Regions from separate parts of the Homo sapiens genome. Here region 1 is linked to region 2. Evidence: read pairs that join two places in POLR2A ChIA-PET (ENCODE). Cell type or tissue: HCT116. All regions are shown on one strand. Links, peaks and the distances in the headings refer to the core of each region. The heading gives the core; the rest is flanking DNA. Region 1 overlaps PTK7 (protein tyrosine kinase 7 (inactive)). Region 2 overlaps PPP2R5D (protein phosphatase 2 regulatory subunit B'delta).

Region 1 (12,487 bases), core at 1,840-9,839, 120 kb after region 2:
GAACCTGGGAGGCGGAGGTTGCAGTGAGCCGAGATCTTGCCATTGCACTCCAGCCTGGGCAACAAGAGCTAGACTTTGTCTCAAAAAAAAAAAAACTTTACAAAAAAATAACTTTACAAGGAGTTGTTTCTGTCCTTTATTCATCAGTTTGTTTTTTTCATCTATTGTTATTGATTAGAAGATTAAAATACTTATTTTGCTATCTTTAGCCAGAATGCTTTTTCTAAACAGCTGATTTTTTTTAAAGTATGACTCTTTTTTGGTTATTTTCCTTAAAAATAAAGGAACAATCATTAGTAATGTAGTTAAGAGATTAAATAAAATTAATGCATTAAAATATACATTAATATTTAAAATATAAACTTATTAGGAAGTTTATATTTTAAGCAGTAAAATGGAGTTTGTAAGGAGACTAGGAAGTATCTGGGAAGATCTGATGGTTTGACTGTAGCCGAGCAGGTGGCCTGTCCTCATCCCCCTGTGCCCCCAGGGCTCACCTAATAACACTGGGCTGGCTCCAGTACCTGTGAGTAATATTTGAGCAACAACCATGGCTGCAGTTGATGGCTCCTGCAAGATCTGTTCCCCTTGTCTCCGGTGCATTGTTACTCAGCATTTTCCCAGCCGCAGAGATGGCTGCGAGGAGAGCTTTGGATGGCAGGAGGAGATCTGCCTTCAGAAAGGGGCAGTGGGGGCTGGGCGGGGTGGCTCACACCTATAATCCCAGCACTTTGGGAGGCCGAGATGGGCAGATTGCTTGAGGTCAGAAGTTCAAGACCAGCCATGACCAACATGGAAAAACCCTGTTTGTACTAAAAATACAAAAATTAGCCTGGCACTGTGGCGGGTGTCAGCTACTCGGGAGGCTGAGATGGGAGAATTGCTTGAGCCCAGGAGGCGGAGGTTGCAGTGAGCCAAGATCGCGCCACTGCACTCCAAACTGGGTGACAGAACAAGACTCCATCTCAAAAAAAAAAAAAAAAAAAAGGCAGTGGGCCCTGTGCAAAATCCTGCTCCCATGCCCCTCTCCCATGGGCCTGGGTCCAGGAGTGTACCCTTGCCCCTCCAAGCTCGTAGCTCTTCTAAGCACCCTCCAGCCCCCTCCCTCAGTCTGGAGCCTTCTCTTTGTTTGTATCCCAGGTTGGGCCTAAAGTCTAGTCTTATAGGCCTGAGTGGAGCAACCCCCTTGTAAGACCCCTCCCCAGAAAGAAGGGTTGGTTTCCAGAAACAGCTGCTGCCTAGATAGGTGGAGACACTGTGTTCCCCAAAGGAAGGGTCGCAAGAGGGGCCTTTGAGAAAGGGTCTGTGGCTTTGCTCCCGGCCAGCTGGCCAGCCGTGAGAAGGGATGGCCAGGCTGTCCAGGGGCATGTTCGCCTCCTGCACATGTGCTAACATTGCGTCGTGTCCCCGCAGCCTGCTGCCACAGGCCCTGGGCGGCTCGTGCTTTCCACATCACAACATAGCAAAGTGATTTCCTCACATTCCCCACTCTTGTCTGCTCCGGGAAGTGGTTTGCAGAACGCTTCTAAATATAAAAGTATGAGACTGATTCTTTCTCTTATCCCTTTGAAACCAGCCGAGGTCCAGCCTCTAGTGAATTTTTGGGCTTGAGTGGAGGAGGAAGAAGGCCAGGAAAAGCTGGTTTGTGTGTGTGTGTGTGTGTGTGTGTGTGTGTGTGTGTGTGTGTGTGTGCGCGCGCACGCACGCACGCATATGGATACATGTACATGTGACCAGGTTCTGAGGATACCCAGAGGAGTGGTGGAAACAGACGAGGGTGAGTAGGTGATAGAGGCTAGGGCTGGGTGCTGGGGCATGCAGAGGAGAGGCTGTAGACTTCAACTATGTTTTTATTTTTATGTATTTGTTTATTTATTTTTTGAGACTCAGTTTCGCTGTATCGCCCAGGCTGGAGTGCAGTGGTGCGACCTCGACTCACTGCAACCTCCATCTCCTGGGTTCAAGCGATTCTCGTGCTTCAGCCTCCCGAGTAGCTGGGATTATAGGTGCCCGACAGTACACCTGGCTAATTTTTGTATTTTTAATAGGGACGGGGTTTCACCATGTTGCCCAGGCTGGTCTCAAGCTCCTGAACTGAGGTGATCTGCCCACTTCGGCCTCCCAAAGTGCTGGGATTACAATCAGGCGTGAGCCACCATGCCCACCGTAGACTTCAACTATGGACAGCTCTGTTCCGCCACCTGTTTAAAAGAGCATTCATTTGCTTCTCCCCCAGAAAAGCCCAATACATTAATCTACTGGGGAGAAGAGCAGGATGTAGGAGAAGGCCACAGAGAAGGATCCTCAAAACATAGTGCTGAGTATGAACAACGAGTAGGAAGCAGGTGAGAGATCTTGCAGGACCGTTCACATGAGTAAGAAATACCTGCCCGTGGAACACCAATTGCATTTTACAAGAGCACATGCAAACAAAAGGACTCATGTGAAACACAATAGATTGGTTGTGGAGGGAATGTGGGTAACAGGGAATTAATGAGTGAAATGAGAAGCAGCCAGTGTGGCATCACAGAAAGAAGGCAGACTTGGGAGCCAGACAGATCCAGGGGCAGCTCCTGAGCCTGCCATTTACTGGGGCATCCTTGACTCCGATTTCCTTGTCTATAAAATGAGGCTGATGGTGTTGAGAGTTCTCTGGATCAGAAATGTGTCCTCTAGGTCGGGCGCGGTGGTTCACGCCAGTCCCAGTCTGTCCGCCAGGCAGGAGGCAGAGCACTTTGGGAGGCCAAGGTGGGCAGATCACCTGAGATCAGGAGTTCGAGACCAGCCAACATGGTGAAACCCTGTCTCTACTAAAAATACAAAAAATTAGCCAGGCATGGTGACGGGTGCCTGTAATCCTAGCTACTCAGGAGGCTGAGGCAGGAGAGATGCTTGAACCTGGGAGGTGGAGGTTGCAGTGAGCCGAGATCATGCCATTGCACTCCAGCCTGGGCAAAAGAGCAAAACTCTGTCCAAAAAAAAAAACGAAAGAAAAGAAAAGAAATGTGTCCTCTATCAGGCAGAATCCTATGGATTAAAAAAAGAAGAAGAAGAAAAAGGCAGTGTGTCTGTGCACAGGATCTAGCAAGAAGTGGGCAGTCAGAGGAACTAGGGCAGCCAGAAGCAGGTGGTCAGATGGGCCTTTTTTTTTTTTTTTTTTTTGAGGGTGGAACTGTTTCTCTCTGTGATTCAATACAGTGGTCACCAGCCACCTATGGCCCCTGAGCACTGGAAGTGTGGCTAGTGTGACCGAGGAAATGAATTTTCAATTTTACTTCATTTAAATTAAATTTAGGCCGGGCGCGTTGGCTCATGCCTGTAATCCCAGTACTTTGGGAGGCCGAGGTGGGTGGATCACCTGAGGTCAGGAGTTCGAGACCAGTCTGGCCAACATGGTGAAACCCCGTCTCTACTAAAAATACAAAAATTAGCTGGGCGTGGTGGCGGGCACCTGTAATCCCAGCTACTTGGGGGCTGAGGCGGCAGAATTGCTTGAACTCAGGAGGCGGGGGTTGCAGTGAGCTGAGATTGCACCACTGCACTCCAGCCTGGATGACAGAGTGAGACTCTGTCTTGAAATAAATAAATAAATAAATTTAAATAGCCTCATGTCGCTAGGGCTGTCATATTGGACAGAGCAGGTTTAAGGAATATTTTAACCTCTCTCTCTCTCTCTCTCTCTCTCTCTCTCTCTCTCTCTATATATATATATATATATATATATATATGTATATATGTATATATGTCTGTATATATACGTATATACATATATGTATATATGTGTGTGTATGTGTGTGTGTGTGTGTGTGTGTGTATAATTTTTTTTTTTTTGAGACAGGGTCTTGCTCTGTCACCCAGGCTGCAGTGACGTGATCTTGGCTCACTGCAACCTCCACCTCCCGGGTTCAAGCCATCCTCTCACTTCAGCCTCCCAAGTAGCTGGGACGACAGGTGGGCGCCACCACATTTGGCTTATTTTTTGTAGAGATGGGGTTTCATTATGTTGCCCAGGCTGGTCTCAAACTCCTGGGCTCAAGTGATCCTTCTACCTCGGCTTCCCAAAGTGTTGAGATTACAGGTATAAGCCACCACAACCAGGCTATTTTAACTTCTTAGAAGCCAGAGAAGATTTTCCTTATTGTATGGGATTGAGGCCACCTATCCCCAAGGGTAGGGTGGGTGAGGCAGGGTTGGGTGCAGGCAGGGTGTAAAGGGCGTCCTCCTCACCACCAGGAATTTGGGGTGAACTGCTGTGGCCACTCTGACCAGGTCTGCAGGCTGTGCTTCTCAGCCTGGATTATTAGTCTCCTAGGCGGGAGACAGAGATGGGTGAAAAAGGCTCGTAAATTGGAATTTATCAGAGTTTTCTGAGCCTGTTTAGAAAATTAATCATTAAACTAAGGCTACAACCAGTCCAAGGTAGTGGTCCTGGCCTGTCTAGTTCACCCCCTGCTTCTGCGGGAAGGACCATGGGAAGCTGGCTCCCAGGCTCCACCCTGGCACTGTTCTCCATGGTGGACTCTGAAGGATCCTGCACATTGGAACCCCTGGGAGTCAGAGACCTGGAAGCACTTTGGGTCCGAACCCCTCCAGTGAATGGCTGTTGAGCCCACAGCAAATCTCTTCCCATCTTCCCTGGGTGATCAGGGGCTGGACTTCTTGTCCTCTTGGATCACTGGGAGCACTGGCTGAGCACCACAGAGGTCTTCCTGAGGCTGAGCTCGTGGCATATTTCCCAGTCTCCTGTTCCAGCAGCCCTGTTGCCTTCCCTGGGATGTATATTATTTCTGCAGGCTCCTCACTGGCGTCTTCAGGAGACAGCTGGCTGCTGTCTGTCCCTCTCCTCTTGGGGCCAAGAATGGATTTGGGGCCAGATCCGTTCCCAGACATGGAGAGTGCTGAGAACTTGTGGTTCCCCTTGGCAATTCTGTTCCAGGTCCTCCTTCCTGCATTCACCTTTGGAAGGGGTCTGCTTAGTCCGAGAGCTTTTGAGTCCTGGGTTCCACGGTTCCTTAGAATTTCTGGGGTTTTTAACTTTCCTGAAAAATAGGCAGACTTTTGTGTGTCTATACTTAATGTGAATTTCATTTAAATATCATAGGGAGGGACTGTAGGCTGATAAAGCGTTACTAAAATTGGTTTCAAGGCTACCATCTTCCAAGTGAGAAAACTGAGACTCAGAGAGGAAAATTAAGTTGGCCAAGATGGATAAATGTAGATGTAGGACAATATTTCAGGTCAAATGGACACTTGAGTGACTTCATTCCCCCACGCGTGCTCTCAGGGTATTTACTGCGTGTCCCAGGCACCAGGGGGGCACAGATGTCTCACACTGGGCACAAATGTCTGCCCTTCCCTCCAGCTTACTAGCTTGGGGGATAAAGCTCTCAGTCACAGCAGAGGCAAGAGTGATGGGGTATCCCAGGCAATGAGATTTCAGTGCAAGTGTGTGGCCAAGGCAGGAGATGGCAGAGGCAGGTCTCCCGGGGAGGCTGCACGGGGCTGCGCCGAGGAACAGAGCAGCTCATCAGAATGATGCTGGATCCCTGTTTGCAGCCCCCAGCTGCCTCAGACCCCACACACCTGCTGTTTGTTAGGTCACTCTTAATCCCTCCCAGGCCTGGTGCTGCATTTACTAAGTGGGCTCTGAGGATTGGCTGTGCGGATGGTGAGTGGGGGAGATTCTGGGGAATGGGCCCCCGTTTCTGTAACTACCTCTGTGATTCATTGCAGCCAGTCCAATGTTAGGTCTTGGTGACTGTTCAGTTGCATGCTGTCATTTCTGTAATTTTACAGATAGGACTGCCTGGGAGGAGGTGGCGATTGACCAGGGTCACCCTCATTAGTGACTGTATCAAACCAGAACCCAGGTTTCCCTAACTTATGTTCCTTCCATCTCATCACACCACCTCACTCCAGCTGCATTTTTCATTCATTGCTACTTCCTAAGAGACTCCACAGCCAATAAAGGGTCACTAAGGGCAAGAGGCATGTACTGGGTATAGCCCTTCCAGCCCCAGAAGAAGATGGGCGGGGTCCAGGTTCTGATGGTGACCCCTGGCTGGGGAGCACCTTACGTCATGTGCCATGTTTCTGTTTTTTTTTTTTTTTTTTTTGACTATGTTGCTCAGGCGGAACTCCTGGCCTCAAGGGATCCTCTTGCCTCATCCTCCCAAGTTGCTGGGATTACAGGCGCTGTGCCTGACTCAGCTGGCTGGCATTCTTGTCTCTCCATGCTTGGATACCATGTGATGCCGGACCCAAGGCCTTACTCCTGCCATTAGAGGTTAATCTGCCCCCTCCAGGGCCTCCTGGGAGTGGGACAGGCAAGTCTGAGTTTCGGTTTTCACCGGAGATGTAAGAGCTGGCCTGCTAAATTGTTTCTGCCCCAGTCCTTGGTGATCCTGTTCTGTTTCTCTAATCTGGATGTGGGAACCTCTCCAGATACTGATATTAAGTCCCAGGATAGGAAAACTCAGCAGGGTCCCTGGCTCTGCTCCCTCTTGCTCTGCTTAGGGCAAGGTCTGGGATGGATTTTGGAGGGCTCCTGTTGGTGAACCTGGGACCTTTTGTAGACCCTGGGAAGACAGAAGGGGAGCAGAATTTTGTGCTCTGCAGCTCACTGGGTCTTGGAGTCAGCTTGTCCATCTTCAGTGACTTCTGAACCCTTATGCTCTGGGCTCACCATCAGACAGTCTGGGTTGCTTGCACTGAAACCACATACAGTGTACTGGTGGTAGTCGGGGGAGACATTCTAAATCCTCAGAGTCACAAATAGCCCTGCAGCATTTTGTGTTTCTGCCAACCTGGGTAAAAGGGAGATGACTGGACTTACTGTTCACTCAAATGAGTTATTCCTGTAGTGATTGAGACTGTTCTTCAAAACGTTACAAATGTGGCCAGGCATGGTGGCTCATGCCTGTAATCCTAGCACTTTGGGAGGCTGAGGCAGGAGGATCACTTCAGCCCAGAAGTTCAGTACCAGCCTGGGCAACCTAGGGGGACCCCAATTCTACAAAAACAATTTGAAAATTAGCTGGGCATGCAGGCACGTGCCTGTGGCCCCAGCTACTCAGGAGGCTGAGGTGGGAGAATTGCTTGGGCCTCGGAGGTTGAGGCTGCAGTGAGCCGTGCTTGCATCACTGCACTTCAGTGTGGGGCGACAGAATGAGACCCTATTTCAAAAAGAAAAAAAATGTCTCTGGGCCACACACATTTGGGGTGGCTCAAGAGCAGTCCAGAGTTATCAGTCAGATCTTTAAGGTATGAGGTCTGCAGTACAGTGCACTGGGCCCTGGGGGAGGATTAGGTAGGCTATTCAGGGGTTGGGGAGGCACCCTGGGCCCTCTGGCTTGGCCTTCAGAGTTTCCAAGTGGTGGGGACTTGAGAGGAAGTTTGTCCTCTGTGGGTCAGGGAGCCCCGGGGCTGCTCCTCCCCTGGAACATTTATGCTTCTCAGGTTGAGGGCTGCTTCTCCTGGCCTGTGGCCTGGCGCTGTCTCCCTACACTGGGAAGCTGGCAAACCTCTCCCTTGGGGGTCTATGTATGCCCTACAGGAGCCACCCACCTTGACCTGGACTCTAGGGGCCATCTGGCATTCGGGATATTCCCTACAGGGACCCAGGCCGTGGAGCCGGGGACTGAATCTTTTTTTTTTTTTTTTTTTGAGATGGATCTTGCTCTGTCACCCAGGCTGGAGTGCAGTGGCATGATCTCGGCTCACTGCAACCTCTGTCTCCCTGGTTCAAGCGATTCTCCTGTCTCGGCCGCCCAAGTAGCTGGGATTATAGGCACGCGCCACCATGCCCAGCTAATTTTTGTATTTTTAGTAGATATGGGGTTTCATCATGTTGGCCAGGCTGGTCTCGAACTCCTGACCTTGAGTGGTCTACCTGCCTTGGACTCCCAAAGTGTTGGGATTACAGGCATGAGCCACCGCACCCGGCCAAAGGACTGAGTCTTTAGTGTGGTGCTGGTGTGGAAGTGTCAGACACATATGTGTGGCTGATTGACTTGGGGTGTGGGAGATCCTGCAATTATTCACACAGTCATGCTCCACCATGCAAAATCCCCATGCCTCTGTGGAGCACACTCCTGGAGGACTTCTGGGCCGGTAGCATCAAGCTCCCCACTCAGCCAGGGTCTTTCTATCTCAGCCTGGTCCTGAGACATCTGACGGATGGCGTTTTCTTTTACCATGTTGGCCAAGCTGGTCTCAAACTCCTGATCTTGTGATCCGCCCGCCTTGGCCTCCCAAAGTGCTGGGATTACAGGCGTGAGTCACTGCGCCTGGCCGGATGGAATTTTCTTTAATGAGAGAGAGAAGTTGATTGATAGAATCAAACAGTGATGTGTGGCAGATTCTGAGGCCTATATAGGTCCTGGGGGTGTTTTTCCTAAACCAGGAGTTCTAGCTCCTGAGAGATGGGTAGTTGAGTGGCCCAGATGGATCCTTGGATTGAAGCAGCCAAAATTACTTAGAGTGGGAGTGCCTAGGAAAAACTTCCTGCTGCTCCCTGCTCTCTGTAACAATTGTGTTTACACATATGTGTGTGTATACACGCACACATATGCACACATGGGCTGGCTGGGCCTGAGCCCAGAGAGCAACACGGAGGGTGGGCACCAGACCAGATGCTGGCGGGGGTGGGGGTGGAGGGCAGGCACGGGAGACGCAGGCAGAGTGAGTGTCTGCATATAGATGGCTGTTAGGGAGCCAAGGAAATGGCTTGGAAAATGTCCTTATTGGGTGTTTGCAGCTCCGGCTTTGTTGGGGTCGGCGCCTGGTGTGGGCAGATGGCCCTGTCTGCCTGTTGTTGCTGAGGGCTTCTTGCCTGCTGAGCCCGGTACGGCAGGCTCATACCGGGGAAGCAGCACCCTCTGCGTTTTGTGCCGTGTGTGGGCTTTGTGAATGTGAACCCGTTAGCCCTTACTCAGGTGGGGTGGTGGCCGCTGTCCCCATTTCACGGCAAAGAAGGGTGCAGAGGCCACACTAAGGTAGCGTCACTAGGGAGCAGCGGAGGCAGGGCTGTTTGGCAGCAGCAAAGCTGCACATGGAGCTGGCTGCCTCCGGGGTCACGTGGCCTGCATCTCCATGGGGGCTTGTGTGCAGTGGAGGGGGTTGCATGGCATGGCCCGGTGGCAAAAGAGGAGGCAGCCTCGGGAAGCCCAGGACCTTTCCCAGACCACAGTCCTGGGGGCATACTCAAGTCAGGGGGCGGGGACAGGAATGTGCTGGTGACTACATCACCTTGAGGCAGGTACCACCTCAATCCCGAACCGCCTGCCTTCTTCTCTGTCATTGCTGTCCTCCATTTCTTGTTATCAGCAAAGCTTCTGACAAAGCAAAAGTAGAGTCCCTTACTTCCCAGCTCCTTTCTTGGAGTCTGACCTTTCTGCCAGGTCTCCTTTGTCTGCTTCCCCAAAACAAAACAGCGGACCAAAGCCAGGCACAGTGGCTCATGCCTATAATCCCAGCAGTTTGGAAGCCGAGGTGGGAGGATCGCTTGAGCTAAGGATTTCAAGACCAGCCTGGGCAACATGGCAAAACCCTGTCTCTATAAAAAACTAGCTGGGCATGGTGGCACATGCTTGAGGTCCCAGCTACCTAGGAGGCCGAGGTGGGAGGATCACTTGAGCCCTGGAGGTCAAGGCTGCAGTGAGCCGTGATGGCACCACTGTACTCCAGCCTGGGCAACAGAGTGAGACCCTATCTCAAAAATAGCCCAACAACAAACAACAGGCCAACGTCCCCCGCTGCAAGCTGGGCAGATGGCCAGGCTGGGCACACCACAGACTGTCTTCTGAGCAAACATGGGTGCCGCAGCACTGGGCCAACCTGAATAAAGAGCCTCATGGTTGAGGTGCGTATAGCAGGGGCTGGGGGCTTGGAGCAGACCTGGGAGCTGCATTCTCTGCCTTTTGAAACATCTGCTGGGCGGGGTGGCTCACGCCTGTAATCCCAGCACTTTGGGAGGCCGAGGCGGGTGGATCACCTGAGGTTGGGAGTTCGAGACCAGCCTGACCAACATGGAGAAACTCAGTCTCTACTAAAAATACAAAATTAGCTGGGCGTGGTAGCTCATGCCAGTAATTCCAGCTAGTTGGGAGGCTGAGACAGGAGAATCGCTTGATCCCGGGAAGCGGAGGTTGCCGTGAGCTGAGATTGTGCCATTGCATTCCAGCCTGGGCAACAAGAACGAAAACTCTGTCTCAAAAAACAAAAAAAAGAAAAAAGAAACATCTAAAGTCTGTCCCAGCCAAGCACTAACCAGGACCTTCTGTGAGCTGACGTCAGGACAGAGGCCCCCTCGGGGCCAGCTTTGATGTTTCCCAGGCCCAGTCGTTGGGGCACAGGGGGCTCTGAGTGGCAGTCTGGGAATGCAGCATCTCTCACCACAGCTATGGAGCAGTCCAGTCCCAGCCCCAGGAGTGGGTGCTGGAGGCTGAGCTGGGGGTGGCCGAGGCTGAGCTGGGGTCTCTCTGAGTCACGCTGTCTCTTCTCCCAGCTTGGGTTTCTGTGGCAGGTGGTCTGTGGTTCCTGCAAGCTCAGGGCCCCTTCCCCTCTATCCCACCCACCACCTGCTTATTGCCTTCAGACTTCTCTGCTGTGGCAGCTCCTTCCCTGGCCAGGGTCTGGGAGTGGTCCTGGCACTTGGCAAGTGGAGAGCCTTCTAATCTTCTTAGAAGTTGAGTCCTTGAGCAGGAGGGGTGATCATGAGAATATTAACAGTAGCTGCCATTTACTGAAGATGAACCATTTGCAAGGCACTTCATGTATGTTTCCAGGTTTACAACTCATGACAGCCTTGTGAGAGAGGCAGAGGAAGCTGAGACACAGTCTGTGTTACTTACCCAAGGTCAGACACACTGAGTGTAACAGGTCAGGATCTGAGCCCAGCCTGTCTCATTCCAGCCCCTTAGCTGCTCCTCTGTGTGGGTGAGACTCCTGGCTCCCCACCATGTCTGCAGAAGCTGAGCGAGGAAGTGGGGGCTTGTCCACACTTCGAAGGCAGGTGATCTCTCTTTGGTCTTTGACAAGCCTCCTGGAGTTGTGGGTCAAAGATCCTAGGATTTTGGGCAGGGCGCCATGGCTCACATCTGTAATCCCAGCACTTTAGGAGGCCGAGGTGGGTGGATCACTTGAGGTCAGGAGCTCGAGACTAGCCTGGCCAACATGGTGAAACCCTGTCTCCACAAAAAATACAAAAATTAGCCAGGTGTGGTGGTGCGTAGCTGTAATCCCAGCTACTCGGGAGGCTAAGGCATGAGAATCGCTTAAATCCGAGAGGTGGAGGTTGCAGTGAGCCAAGATTGCACCACTGCACTCCAGCGTGGGTGGCAGAGTAAGTAAGACTCCGTCTCAAAAAAAAAGAAAGGTCCTAGGATTTTGGTGAGTCACATTTGCAGAGGCCCACTGGGGACTCAGTCTGATTCTGCCCATCTGTGTCATGAGAGGTGCTCCAGAAGTACCCCGTGAACCAGTTCTTGCCCCACGCTTCCTCAGAGGTCACTTTGGTTCAGGCAGTGCTTGCTGGGTGCCTTTGTGTGCCTGACATTGTCTGCAAGAGGTGTGTCCACACACTACCTGGCAGTCGGGAATGTGACTCCTCATTGTAGGATCAGATGCTTCCAGGGTTGTTTCTGAGTCCCTGGGCGGGGATGGGAAGAGCACAGAGTTGGTTTCTTTGGGTCATAGTCCTGGCTCTGCCACATATGAGCTATTTGATCGTGGGCAGATTCCTTCTTGTGCCTGGACCTGGGTTTACCCATCTGTACCACGGTGCTGAGCAGGAACAGAGCCCTATTCCTGTGGATCATTTGGAAATGTGTAGGGATGTGTTTGAATTGTCACAATGCCGGGAGGGCAGATTTGTTAACTTGCACAGCAGGTGGAATAGCTCACCCAGAGAACCATCAGTGCCACGCTGAGAAGTAATGGGCTGCTTGGAGCTGCTTCCAGCTCCATGACTGGGTTTTGTGTCAGGAGATGTGGGCTGGCACCTATGAGCATGTTGGGAGACGGACCAACACCAGGGGCAGCCCCTCATCTGGACCCAGCCTGGGGGATCCTGGAATTGTCTTGACACTGACTTTATGAGGAGACTGATTCTCATGCCATAAAGAACAGAACCCCACCTCCAGGGACTTGGAAGGGGCTCTGTAGGCCAAGATTAGTTTCCAGTGGTTTGGGAAGGGATGGAAAAGACTCCGTTAGTACCTTTCTGCCCTTGCCCAGCCAGTTTGGCTCAAGGCAGAGCCTGCTGCTTCGTGTAGCAGTTCCAGGTGGCCCATTTCTTCTTCCGGGGGCGGGGGGATCAGGGAGTCCTCTTCTGTGTTCAAGGCCCAGTGGCTCCAGGCCTCTGCAAGTCGCCCACGCGGGCTAGGAACAAAGTCCAGTGTGTTGCTCCTGCCGCCGCCGTAACCATGCCACCCACCTGCCCGGCTCTGCCCTCCGCCTCCCTAAACCCATCTGCCATACAGTGTAG
Region 2 (12,384 bases), core at 4,385-12,384:
ACTCTTCTTCTAGCACCAGTCCTGCCTTTGTGTCCCACCGAACTTTTTCTTTCTTTTTTTTTTTTTTTTTTTTTGGAGATAGGGTCTCACTGTGTTCCCCAGGCTGGAGTACAGTGGTACAATCATGGCTCACTGCAGCCTCAACCTCCTGGGGCTCAAGGGATCTTTTCCCCTCAGCCCCCTGAGTAGCTGGGGCTGCAGGCACGAGCCACTGTGCTCAGCTAAGTTTTGTATTTTTTGTAGAGATAGGTTTCTTATTATGTTGCTAAGGCTGGTCTCGAACTCTTGGACCGAAGCAATCCTCCTGCCTTGGCCTCTGAAAGTGCTGGGATTACAGGTGTGAGCCACTGTGCCCTGCCCAACTTCCTATCTTCTGATATGACAACCCCTTTATGACTCAGGGTGCTCACAGATGCAGTTCCACTGGCCCGGACTGCTTTATTTCTCCTGTGTCTTTTTTTGCCTATTAAACTCATGTTTATTCTTTTTTTTTTTTTGAGACGGAGTCTCGCTCTGTCGCCCAGGCTGGAGTGCAGTGGTGTGATCTCAGCTCACTGCAACCCCTGCCTCCCAGGTTCAAGCGATTCTCCTGCCTCAGTCTCCCAAGTAGCTGGGACTACAGGCACTCACCACCACGCCCAACTAATTTTTCTCCTTTTTTTTTTTGGGTCTCACTGTGTTCCCCAGGCTGGAGTACAGTGGTACAATCATGGCTCACTGCAGCCTCAACCTCCTGGGCTCAAGGGATCTTTTCCCCTCAGCCCCGAGTAGCTGGGGCTGCAGGCACGAGCCTGTGAGAGTGAGACAGTGAGACAGTCTCACTGTCGCCCAGGCTGGAGTGCAGTGGCGCCATCTCGGCTCACTGCAGGCTCCGCCCCCCGGGGTTCACGCCATTCTCCTGCCTCAGCCTCCCGAGTAGCTGGGACTTTCTATTTTTTTTTTTTTTTTTTTTAGTAGAAACGAGGTTTCACCATGTTGGCCAGGATGGTCTCGATCACTTGACCTCGTGATCCGCCCGCCTCGGCCTCCCAAAGGGCTGGGATTATAGGCATGAGCCACTGCACCCGGCCATTTAAACTCATGTTTATTTTTTAAGAGCCAAAAAAGGGGCCAGGCGCGGTGGTTCACACCTGTAATCCCAGCACTTTGGGAGGCCGAGGCGGGGCGGATCACGAGGTCAGGAGATTGAGACCATCCTGGCTAACATGGTGAAACCCCGTCTCTACTAAAAAATACAAAAAATTAGCCGGGCGTGGTGGCGGGCGCCTGTAGTCCCAGCTACTCGGGAGGCTGAGGCAGGAGAATGGCTGAAACTGGGAGGCGGAGCTTGCAGTGAGCCGAGATGGCGCCACTGCACTCCAGCCTGGGTGACAGAGCGAGACTCCGTCTCAAAAATAAAAAAAAATAAAAAAAAAATAAGGGCCAAAAAAGAAAAAAAAACAAACAAATCAAAAGCCACCTCTTCAGGGATATCTTCCCTAATTCTTCCAAGCAGAGTTTACAGCTCAGCCTTCTCTGTTCTTGCATTTTCCTTGTTCAGTTAGCTGCATTTGTGTCTGTCCTGCCTAGTGGACTGTGAGCTCTTTGATGGCAAGGGCCATGTCTTAGTCACCTTTTAATCTTTTTTTATGGTATAGAATTTGCATATAAACTTTTAATCTTTAATGCTTAGCATGATGTTTAGTTAATAATTGAAGGAAGGAAAGAATTAAGCAACACTAGATGGAGCTCTGGATGTCACTACTGGAGAGAAGGCCTCTGATTTTTGGGATTTTAAACTAAAATGATCTTCATTTATTAGGCCAGTTAATTCATTATGCAAAAGAGATATAATATTTAATCTTTGCATTTTTTCTGGTAATTGTATGTTTCATCTTTCTCTTATATTAAATACTTTCTATAGTGCTTAAATTATATTGTTATCTCTTTGTTTTTTTATGTATTTATTTTTGAGACAGACTCTTCCTTTGTTGCCCAGGCTGGAGTGTCTTGGCTCACTGCAACCTCTGCCTCCCGGGTTCAAGTGATTTTTGTGTCTCAGCCTCCTGAGTAGCTGGGATTACAGGCGCCCGCTACCACGCCCGGCTAAATTTTGTATTTTTATTTATTTTATTTATTTTTATTTATTTATTTTTTGAGACGGAGTTTCGCTGTTGTTTCCCAGGCTGGAGTGCAATGGCGTGATCTCAGCTCACTGCAACCTCCGCCTCCCGGACTGAAGTGATTTTCCTCCCTCAGCCTCCTGAGTAGCTGGTATTACAGGCATGCACCACCACATCTGGCTAATTTTGTATTTTTAGTAGAGATGGGGTTTCTCCATGCTGGTCAGGCTTGTCTTGAACTCCTGACCTCAGGTGATCTGCCCACCTCAGCCTCCCAAAGTGCTGGGATTACAGGCGTGGGCCACTGTGCCTGGCCGTTTTTATTTTTATTTTTATTTTATTTTATTTTTTGAGATGGAGTTTCGCTCTTGTTGCCCAGGCTGGAGTACAATGGCGCGATCTCAGCTCACTGCAATATCTACCTCCCGGGTTCAAGCAATTCTCCTGCCTCAACCTCCCAAGTAGCTGAGATTACAGGCGCCCGCCACCATGCCCTGCTAATTTTTGTACTAAAAGTACATTTTGTACTAAAAGCTAATTTTGTATTTTTAGTAGAGACAGGGTTTCACCATGTTGGTTAGGCTGGTCTCCAACTCCTGACCTCAGGCGATCCGCCCACCTCAGCCTCCCAAACTGCTGGGATTATAGGGGTGAGCCACCATGCCCAGCCAACTTCTGTATTTTTAGTAGAGACGGGGTTTTGCCATATTGTCCAGGCTGGTCTCGAACTGTTCTCAAGTGATCTGCTGCCTTGGCCTCCCAAAGTGCTGGGGTTACAGACGTGAGCCGCCATGCCAGGCCCCTATCTCTTTATTTATATTTGAATATTTGGGTTTTATTTATATATATATATATATATATATATATATATATATATATATATTTTTTTTTTTTTTTTTTTTTTTTTTTTTTTTTTTGAGACGGAGTCTCACTCTGTCACCCGGGCTGGAGTGCAGTGGTGTGATGCTGGCTCACTGCAACCTCTGCCTCCCGGGTTCAAGCAATGTTCCTGCCTCAGCCTCTTGAGTAGCTGGGAATACAGGTGCGTGCCACCACGCCCAGCTAATTTTTGTATTTTTAGTAAAGATAGGGTTTCACCATGTTGGTCAGGCTGGTCTCAAACTCCTGATCTCGTGATCTGCCTGCCTCGGCCTCCCAAAGTTCTGGGATTACAGGCATGAGCCACTGTGCCCAGCGTGGGTTTAATTATTAATGATGGCCGTGTTCGGAATAGGCTGGACCAGGATAGGTTCAGAGTAGGCACGTTTAGTTGGAATTTTCTGAGTATGAGTGTCGTGTGGAAATTCACAGTGCCACTTGATTGCTGGAGGCCTGAATCTAGGAAGGCTTCTTGGAGTATGGATCCTGTTGAGAGTTTGGAAGTGAAAGTAGTAGTACTTCAGGCAGAAGAGATGGCCTCTATGGAGTCCCAGAAGTGAGGGCCAGGTATGGTGGCTCACACCTGTAATCCCAGCACTTTGGGAGGCTGAGGCGGGTGGATTGCTTGAGCTCCAGAGTTTGAGACCAGCCTGGGCAACATGGTGAAACCCTGTCTCTACAAAAACTACAGAAAAGTAGGCCAGGCACGGTGGCTCACGCCTGTAATCCCAGCACTTTGGGAGGCTGAGGCAGGCAGATCACTTGAGGTCAGGAGTTCGAGACCAGCCTGGCCAACATGGTGAAACCCCGTCTCTACTGAAAATACAAAAATTAGCCAGGCCTAGTGGTGCACGCCTGTAATCCCAGCTACTCAGGAGGCTCAGGCAGGCGAATCGTTTGAGCCTGGGAGGCAGAGGTTGCAGTGAGCTGAGATTGCACCACTGCACTTCAGCCTGGGTGGCAGAGTGAGACCCTGTCTCAAAATAAATAAATAAATAGAGTCCCGAAGTGAAACTGGGCAGGACAAAGTAGCGAGTAGAGGACAGATTGGCCAAGTTGCCTTTGGTCAGTGTCCACCCCTGCTTTGATGGCTGCAGAAGCTTCTCAGGGGACTCACTTGCCTTCTACCCCCAACCCAGGTGAATGCACAAGTTAGTGGCTGGGGCTTTTAAGAGAAATGGTTGAATGCCCATGAGTAGTTGACATATCCCCCACCTCCCTCTGACATGCATGTTTCCTAGTGAAGGGTGAATAGACAGCGGATACCTCATTGGGGCTTGGCAGCCAGGGGCTTCGCTGGCAGAAACAGCTGTCTCTCAGATGCTTCTTGTGTCTGGATCTTGGGAGCCAATGGTCCTTATAAACCAGGGCAGCTCAGTGGGGTAGGGGGCAGGGCAGACTAAGCCCATTCAGCTGCTCTCCAGCCACTCTAGCCTTCAATAACACAATGCTAGTGTAGAAAAGACCTTAGATATCAGCTCATTGGGTGGTTTTTATTTTGTTTCATTTGTTTTGTTTTGTTTTTTTCTGAGATGGAGTCTTATTCTGTTGCCCAGGCTGGATTGCAGTGGCACGATTTCGGCTCACTGCAACCTCTGTCTCCCAGGTTCAAGTGATTCTCCCACCTCAGCCTCCTGAGTAGCTCGGATTACAGGCCCCCACCATCACGCCTGGCTAATTTTTTGTATTTTTAGTAGAGATAGGGTTTTGCTATGTTGGCCAGGCTGGTCTCCTGACCTCAGGTGATCTGCCCGCCTCGGCCTCCCAAAGAGCTGGGATTGCAGGCATAAGCCACCATGCCTGGCCATTGGTGGAGCATAAGACCCCCTGTTCTCTCTAAACCTTACCGGAATAATCGTTGGGAAACCACTGATCTAGTCCTGCCACCTCTTTTTTTTTGAGATGGAGTCTTGCTCTGTCGCCCATGCTAGAGTGCAGTGGCGTGAGCTCGGCTCACTGCAACCTCCGCCTCCCAGGTTCAAGCGATTCTCCTGCCTCAGCCTCCGGAATAGCTGGGATTACAGGCGCCCGCCACCACGCCCAGCTAATTTTTGTATTTTTAGTAGAGACGGGGTTTCACCATGTTGGCCAGGCTGGTCTCGAACTCCTGACCTCCTGATCTAGCCACCTTGGCCTGCCAAAGTGCTGGGATTACAGGCGTGAGCCACCACGTCTGGCCACCTTTTTTTTTTTTTTTTTTTGAGATAGAGTCTTGCTCTGAATCCCAAGCTGCAGTGCAGTAGTGTGATTTTGGCTCACTGCATCCTCTGCCTCCTGGGTTCAAGCAATTCTCCCATCTCAGCCTCCTGAGTAGCTGGGGCTACAGGCGTGCACCACCACACCCAGCTAATTGTTTTTTTGCATTTTTAGTAGACTCAGGGTTTCACCATGTTGGTCAGGCTGGTCTTGAACTCCTGACCTCAAGTGATCCACCCGCCTTGGCCTCCAAAAGTGCTAGGATTACAGGCATGAGCCACCGTGCCTGGCTACCTTCTTGTTAGCAGAAAACATTGAGGCCTTCCTTTTCCCTTTCTGGGAAGAATGCCCCTCTCTGGCTGCCTCCTCAGTGTGAGGTGTGTGGAAGTACAGGGTGTCTGCATCTTACCTGGAAGGATGGAGTCTTGTTGTCAGGTTGGCACTGAGCCCCTCACCCTAGTATCACTGATGTTTCTCCTTCAGACTCTGCTCCTAATGCTGTATAGCCCCCTGTTCTGAGGATTCCTGAGTTGGGGCAGGAGAGGAAGAGTCTGTGGGGAGGAGCCTGGGCAGGACCTGAGAGCTTTGGCTCCTGGTCAACCAACCAACCAAACCTTCATTGAATTCCTATTAGGTGTTAGTGCTGGGGGCACCCAGAGGGGTACAAACAGGGTCCTGGCTTTCAAAGGACTTGCCATCTAGTTAGGGGAATGACACATGAAGAGACTAAGAGGTGTCACTAGGGGGTGAGCAGTCACAGCGCCAAGGGAAGAGACAAGTGGTATCAAAAAGAGGGGGTGACACCCAAGGGCTGGAAAGATCTGAGAAGACTTTTTGGAAGAAGGTGGGACTTAAACTGAGTCTTGGAAGATGCAGTGATTTCCTAGGTTCCTGATTTTCTTCCTTTTCTTTTTCTTTTTTGAGACAGAGTTTCACTCTTGTTACCTAGGGTGGAGTGCAATGACATGATCTCAGCTCATTGCCAAGATCAAGCAATTCTCCTGCCTCAGCCTCCCGAGTAGCTGGGATTATAGGCATGCGCCACCTCGCCCGGCTAACTGTATTTTTAGTTGAGTTGGGGTTTCTCCATGTTGGTCAGGCTGGTCTTGAACTCCCAACCTCAGGTGATCCACCTGCCTCGGCCTCCCAAAGTGCTGGGATTGCAGGCATGAGCCACTGTGCCCGGCCAGGATCCCCCATTTTTAAATGAGGATAATGGACTCAACGGAACATTTGAGTTGTGCTAGCATAGGAAGGAGATTCTAGGCTGCATTCCTAAAACCTGGATATGGGAAATAATAGTAATAGTAGTGGTGGTAGTAGAAGGTACCTCTTATAAAATGCTTCTTTAGGGCTGGGCACGGTGGCTCACACCTGTAATCCCAGCACTTTGGGAGGCTGAGGCGGGCGGATCATGAGGTCAGGAGATCGAGATCAGCCTGGCTAACATGGTGAAATTCCGTCTCTACTAAAAATACGACAAAAAATTAGCCGGGCGTGGTGGCACGCACCTGTAATCTCAGCTACTCCGGAGGCTGAGGCAGGAGAATTGCTTGAACCCGGGAGGCAGAGGTTGCAGTGAGCTGAGATTGCGCCACTGCACTCCAGCCGGGTGACAGAGCCAGACTCTGTCTCAAAAAAAAAAAAATGCTTCTTTAGTGCGTGACAGAGCCAGACTCTGTCTCAAAAAAAAAAAAAATGCTTCTTTAGTGCGAGGAACTGTTCATCTCTATCCTTACGATAGTGCTATAAGGTAGGTATGGTTGTCATCCCATTTTGTAGATGAGAAAACTGAGGTGCAGACTTTCTGGATATTACTCAGCTAATAAGTGGCGAGCCAGGATTGAACCCAGGCAGGCAGTCTGGCCCAAGGTGTTATTGAGCACCAAGCTCCACAGATAAGGGTTTGGTTGTTCTTTTTTTTTTTTTTTGATTCGGAGTCTCGCCCTATCACCCAGGCTGGGGTGCAATGGCATGATCTCAGCTCACTGCAACCTCTGCCTCCCGAGTTCAAGAGATTCTCCTGCCCCAGCCTCCCGAGTAGCTGAGATTACAGGCACGTGCCACCACGCCCAGCTAATTTTTTGTATCTTTAGTAGAGGCAGGGTTTCACCATGTTGGCCAGGCTGCTCTCAAACTCCTGACCTCGTGATCCGCCCGCCTCTGCCTCTCAAAGAGTTGGGATTACAGGTGTGAGCCACCGTGCCTGGCCTAGTTGTTCTTAAGGCAGGGAAATGGAGGCCTGAGGCAGAGGAGTGTCTGGATACACACCAAGTGCTGGCCCCCAACCTGCTTTTCTCTTACTACCACTTCCCCCACCCCAAGGTGCAACTCATCTGCCATATGTAGAAAGGGAGACCTCAGACCTCCAGATGCCTTGCCATGTCTAATACACGGGACCCACAGGCTGGACCCGGTGCTCCTCTCCTGTTCTCTCATCCCTAGATAGGTGACAAGTCCACATCATTGTTTTTATAAAAAATTCAGAGGATGCAATTAATAACATTTCTGTCTTCCTTCCCTCCCCCACCCCAGAGGATTTCAAGTTCTTCTATTATTATGGTAAGGAGTAAGAGTTTGGGATGGGAGCTGGAGAGGAGCGGGAGATGGCAGGTATGAGGCCAAGAGGTCACCTTTCCCTTTCCCTGTGGTGAGGGTACCCAGCTGGACATGGCCTCTGCCTAGTCCTATTCTAGACTCTGTTTGGGGGCAAGGGCTGTCCTGTGGTTTAGCTTCTTTCCTCTCCCAACAGGGGGCTGCCTGGACAGTCCAGGAGTACCTGTGGGCAGACAGCCCTGCAAATACCTGTATTTAGACTTCTGAAAATGGACTTCATGGGGCTGTAACACCTGTGTCTGGGAGCTATGCCTTTAAAAAGGGATAGCTTTTAGGCTGGGCACGGTGGCTCACACCTGTAATCCCAACACTTTGGGAGGCCGAGGCAGGTGGATTAATTTAGGTCAGGAGTTCAAGACCAGCCTGGCCAACGTGGAGAAACCCCATCTCTACAAAAAATACAAAAAGTAGCTGGCATGGTGGCGGGTGCCTGTAATCCCAGCTACTCGGGAGGCTGAGGCAGGAGAATCACTTGAACCTGGGAGGTGCAGGTTGCAGTGAGCCAACATTCTGCCACTGCACTCCAGCCTGGATGACAGAGCGAGACTCCATCTCAAAAATAAATAAATAAAATAAAAATAAAAAGAGATAATTTTAAAAATTAGCTGCATTTCTCCCATTATAAAAGCAGTATCATACTACACAATGGAAGTAAGGCAGAAAAAAAGCAGTGTCAGCTTGTAGAAAATTTAGAAATGCAGAAGTAATCTAATTCTACTACAGGAGATAGTCATTAACACAGTGGTGGACTTGGGCTTGTTCTTACCTTTTCTGAACCTCGTTTTTGGTTCTGTGCATGTGTTTTAATGTGAGCGAGCTCATTTTGTGTATCTAGTTTTGTACTGTATTTTTTTTTTATGTATGTATGTATGTATTTATTTATTTTTTGAGACGGCGTCTCGCTGTCTCCCAGGCTGGAGTGCAGTGGCGTGATCTCGGCTCACTGCAAGCTCCGCCTCCCGGGTTCACGCCATTCTCCTGCCTCAGCCTCCCGAGTAGCTGGGACTACAGGCACCCACCACCACGCCCGACTAATTTTTTGTATTTTTAGTAGAGACGGGGTGGATGGTCTCGATCTCCTGACCTCGTGATCTGCCCGCCTCGGCCTCCCAAAGTGTTGGGATTACAGGCGTGAGCCACCGCGCCCGGCCTGTGTATTTACTTTTTGAAGATGGAGTCTCGCTCTGTCGCCCAGGCTGGAGCTGGAGTGCAGTGGCATGAGCTCAGCTCACTGCAACGTCCGCCTCCTGGGTTTGAGCAATTCTCTTGCCTCAGCCTCCCAAGTAGCTGGGACTACAGGCACCCACCACCAGGCCTGGCTAATTTTTTGTATTTTAGTAGAGACAGGGTTTCACTGTGTTGTCCAGGCTGGTCTCAAACTCCTGAGGTCAGGCAATCCACCTGCCTTGGCCTCCCAAAGTGCTGGGATTACAGGCGTGAGCCACCGCACTTGGCCTTGTACTATCATTATTTAACTTAGCATAGGAAGCAATTTTCTGTCATTATGTAGTTTTAGGCCTTTTGTTTTATTTCAAAATTTTATCAGTATGATAACACATACATTGTTCAGATATTACTACTATTGGGGTTGGAATGCAACTCTTAGCTCTTTCCTCATTAGATTCCTTTAGATTTTCACATTAGATTCTTTTCCTACTTTAGATTAGATTCCTTTAGATTTTCACATTGGATTCTTTTCCTACTTTTTTTTTTTTTTTTTTGAGATTTAGATATTATCAATTGACTTTCTACCATGGAAAATAAGTCCTCATCATTCTTATGCCTTTCTGCAGACATTTCCCTTCCTCCAAAAATACCACCATTTTGGGCAAATTACTATGAACGTGAAAATATTTTTTACAACTAAACTATGTATTACATAGTTTTCTTTTCTTTTTTTTTTTTTTGAGGCAGAGTCTCACTCTGTCATCCAGGCTGGAGTGCAATGGCGCAATCTTGGCTCACTGCAACCTCCTGGGTTCAAGTGATTCTCCTGCCTCAGCCTCCCGAGTAGCTGGGATTACAGGCACCCGCCACCACACCCGGCTAATTTTGTATTTTTAGTAAGAGATGGGGTTTCACCTTGCTGGCCAGCTGGTCTGGAACTCCTGACCTCAAGTGATACACCCACCTTGGCCAAAGTGCTGGGATTACAGGCATGAGCCACTCACTGCACCTGGCCCATAGTTTTTATAAACATAATATTAACTCCTGATATTCCATTTATTCATTTTCTGTTATAAATGAGGTTGTTAAAAGTATTTGTGCACAAAGCTTTTTTTTTTTTTTTTCTTTTTGCCTGGCTACCTCTGTCTCCTCCAAAGCTTTTTTTTTTTAATTTAGGATTTTTATTAAGCTAAATTTCTAGTAAAGTCCTAAGACATGGGAATGAATTTCTTTCTTTTACCTTTTTAAATTTGAAAATTTTTATCTTTAGAGACAGTGTTGTTTTGTTGTTCAGGCTGGAGTGCAGTTGGTGTGATCATAGCTCATGGGAGACTTGAACTCCTGGGCGCAAGGGATCCTCCAACCTTGAGTAGCTGGAACTCCAGTAAGCTTCCTGAGTAGCTGGAACTGCAGGCATGTGCCACCACACCTGGCTAATTAAAAAAAATTTTTTGTAGAGATGGGGTCTTGCTACGTTGTTCAGGCTGGTTTCAAACTTCTGGCTTCAAGTAATCCTCCTGCTTTGGCTTCCCAAAGTGTTGGGATTACAGGCTTTGGCCACTGTGCCTGGCCTTTCTTTTACCTTTTGTTTTGTTTTTTTTTTTTGAGACAAAGTCTCGCTCTTGTCCCCCAGGCTGGAGTGCAATGGCATGATCTCGGCTCACTGCAACCTCCGCCTCCTGGGTTCAAGCGATTCTCCTGCCTCAGCCTCCCAAGTAGCTGGGATTACAGGCGCCTGCCACCACGCCTGGCTAATGTTTGTATTTTTAGTAGAGATGGGGTTTCACCATGTTGGCCTGGCTGGTCTTGAACTCTTGACCTCAGGTGATCTGCCCTCCTCGGCCTCCCAAAGTGCTGGGATTACAAGTGTGAGCCACTGCGCCCGGCCTCTTCTACCTTTTGATTGGAGACTGTCATACATTCAGTAAAGGATCTTAAGTGTACTGCTCAATAAATTTTAGGTATGTATCTGCCATGCACCACCTTGCAGGTCCAGTCAAGATACAGGATGTTTACATTACTCAGAAGGCTCCTCATGTCTCTTCTTATTCCTCATGTGTCTTCTTATTCATCATGTGTCTTCTTAGCAATACCCACCCCATTTCCCCTGGCAACGTAATCACTTTTTTGACTTCTGTCACCATCAATCTATCAATTAGCTTTACCTGTTCATGAACTGGAATGAACGTTTTAAAGGCTCTTGATGCACAAGCAGTGGGCATCTCTTTGGGTGATGTGACTTCTTGACTGCTCCCTGCCAGGGCTACAGCACAGTTATCTCTGTAACCCTGGCCTTAGCTCCTTCGGGGCAGGAGACAGCTGCTCACTGCCCAGGCCTGTGCAGGCATAAACAGACTTGGGGATGGCCAGGCCCAGGGTGGGAGGCATATCTTGGGAAGTGGATTTCAACAGGTGACTTGTTTGACCAGGCCCAGCCGCAGCCCCAGCCCCAGCCCCAGCCCCAAGCCCAGTCTCAGCCACCGTCATCCAACAAGCGTCCCAGCAATAGCACGCCGCCCCCCACGCAGCTCAGCAAAATCAAGTACTCAGGGGGGCCCCAGATTGTCAAGAAGGAGCGACGGCAAAGCTCCTCCCGCTTCAACCTCAGCAAGAATCGGGAGCTGCAGAAGCTTCCTGCCCTGAAAGGTACTTGGCAATTGGTCACAGGGGCTGTTTTACCAGTTCTAGTGGGCATCGGGAGTTGGTGGAATGGAAGTTTTGGGGTATTTTGCGGGGAAGGGAGTTCCAGAGAATGCGGGAAGGGGGTGCCAGGGAGCAGGATGGTGGCAGGGTGGGGTAAGGGAAAGCCCTTGAAGGCAAGCAGGGCATCGCAGTGAAGGACTACAGAGGAGAACCTGACTGCTGGGGCCCCCACAGATTCGCCAACCCAGGAGCGGGAGGAGCTGTTTATCCAGAAGCTACGCCAGTGCTGTGTCCTCTTTGACTTCGTGTCAGACCCACTCAGTGACCTCAAATTCAAGGAGGTGAAGCGGGCAGGACTCAACGAGATGGTGGAGTACATCACCCATAGCCGTGATGTTGTCACTGAGGCCATTTACCCTGAGGCTGTCACCATGGTGGGCACAGGGAAAGGACACAGGGGGGACTGGTGAGGGGCTCTGGAGAAGCCCAGGTGGAGCTCTAACTGGCCCTACCCCTCAGTTTTCAGTGAACCTCTTCCGGACGCTGCCACCTTCATCGAATCCCACAGGGGCTGAGTTTGACCCAGAGGAAGATGAGCCCACCCTGGAAGCTGCTTGGCCACATCTCCAGGTACCAGGGCAAGGGGGCAGATTGGCCGTGGCTGCAGGGAGTGGGGCACTTGGAGGCCTGCAAGTCCTTGGGAACATCCCCTCAGTGGCGTGCCTTTTCCCCTATAGCTCGTGTATGAGTTCTTCTTACGTTTCCTTGAGTCTCCTGATTT

The links. Peaks named below come from ENCODE experiments on the same cell type or tissue, not always from the same donor. Only the 100,000 strongest peaks of a DNase experiment are listed, where the experiment ranks them.
Region 1: POLR2A ChIA-PET joins it to region 2 with 5 read pairs; 10 of 35 experiments call an interaction of 5 or more read pairs at or near these places.

What each region holds. Positions count from the first base shown.
Region 1 is chr6:43,114,961-43,127,447 of GRCh38, forward strand. All of the region lies in intron 1 of PTK7 (protein tyrosine kinase 7 (inactive)), which reads left to right. Among named protein-coding and RNA genes, the nearest start is that of PTK7, 45 kb to the left of the region's middle. RefSeq lists enhancers at 4,223-5,142, 5,143-6,062. In HCT116, for the core only: no CTCF peak of the experiment used is centred there; DNase peaks (open chromatin) are centred at 6,191 and 8,274; H3K4me3 peaks cover 1,588 bases; H3K27ac peaks cover 3,172 bases.
Region 2 is chr6:42,995,074-43,007,457 of GRCh38, forward strand. PPP2R5D (protein phosphatase 2 regulatory subunit B'delta) reads left to right here. Exons shown (of 16, transcript NM_006245.4): 3 at 11,390-11,606; 4 at 11,838-12,037; 5 at 12,123-12,233; 6 at 12,341-12,384. Among named protein-coding and RNA genes, the nearest start is that of MEA1, 13 kb to the right of the region's middle. In HCT116, for the core only: no CTCF peak of the experiment used is centred there; no DNase peak of the experiment used is centred there.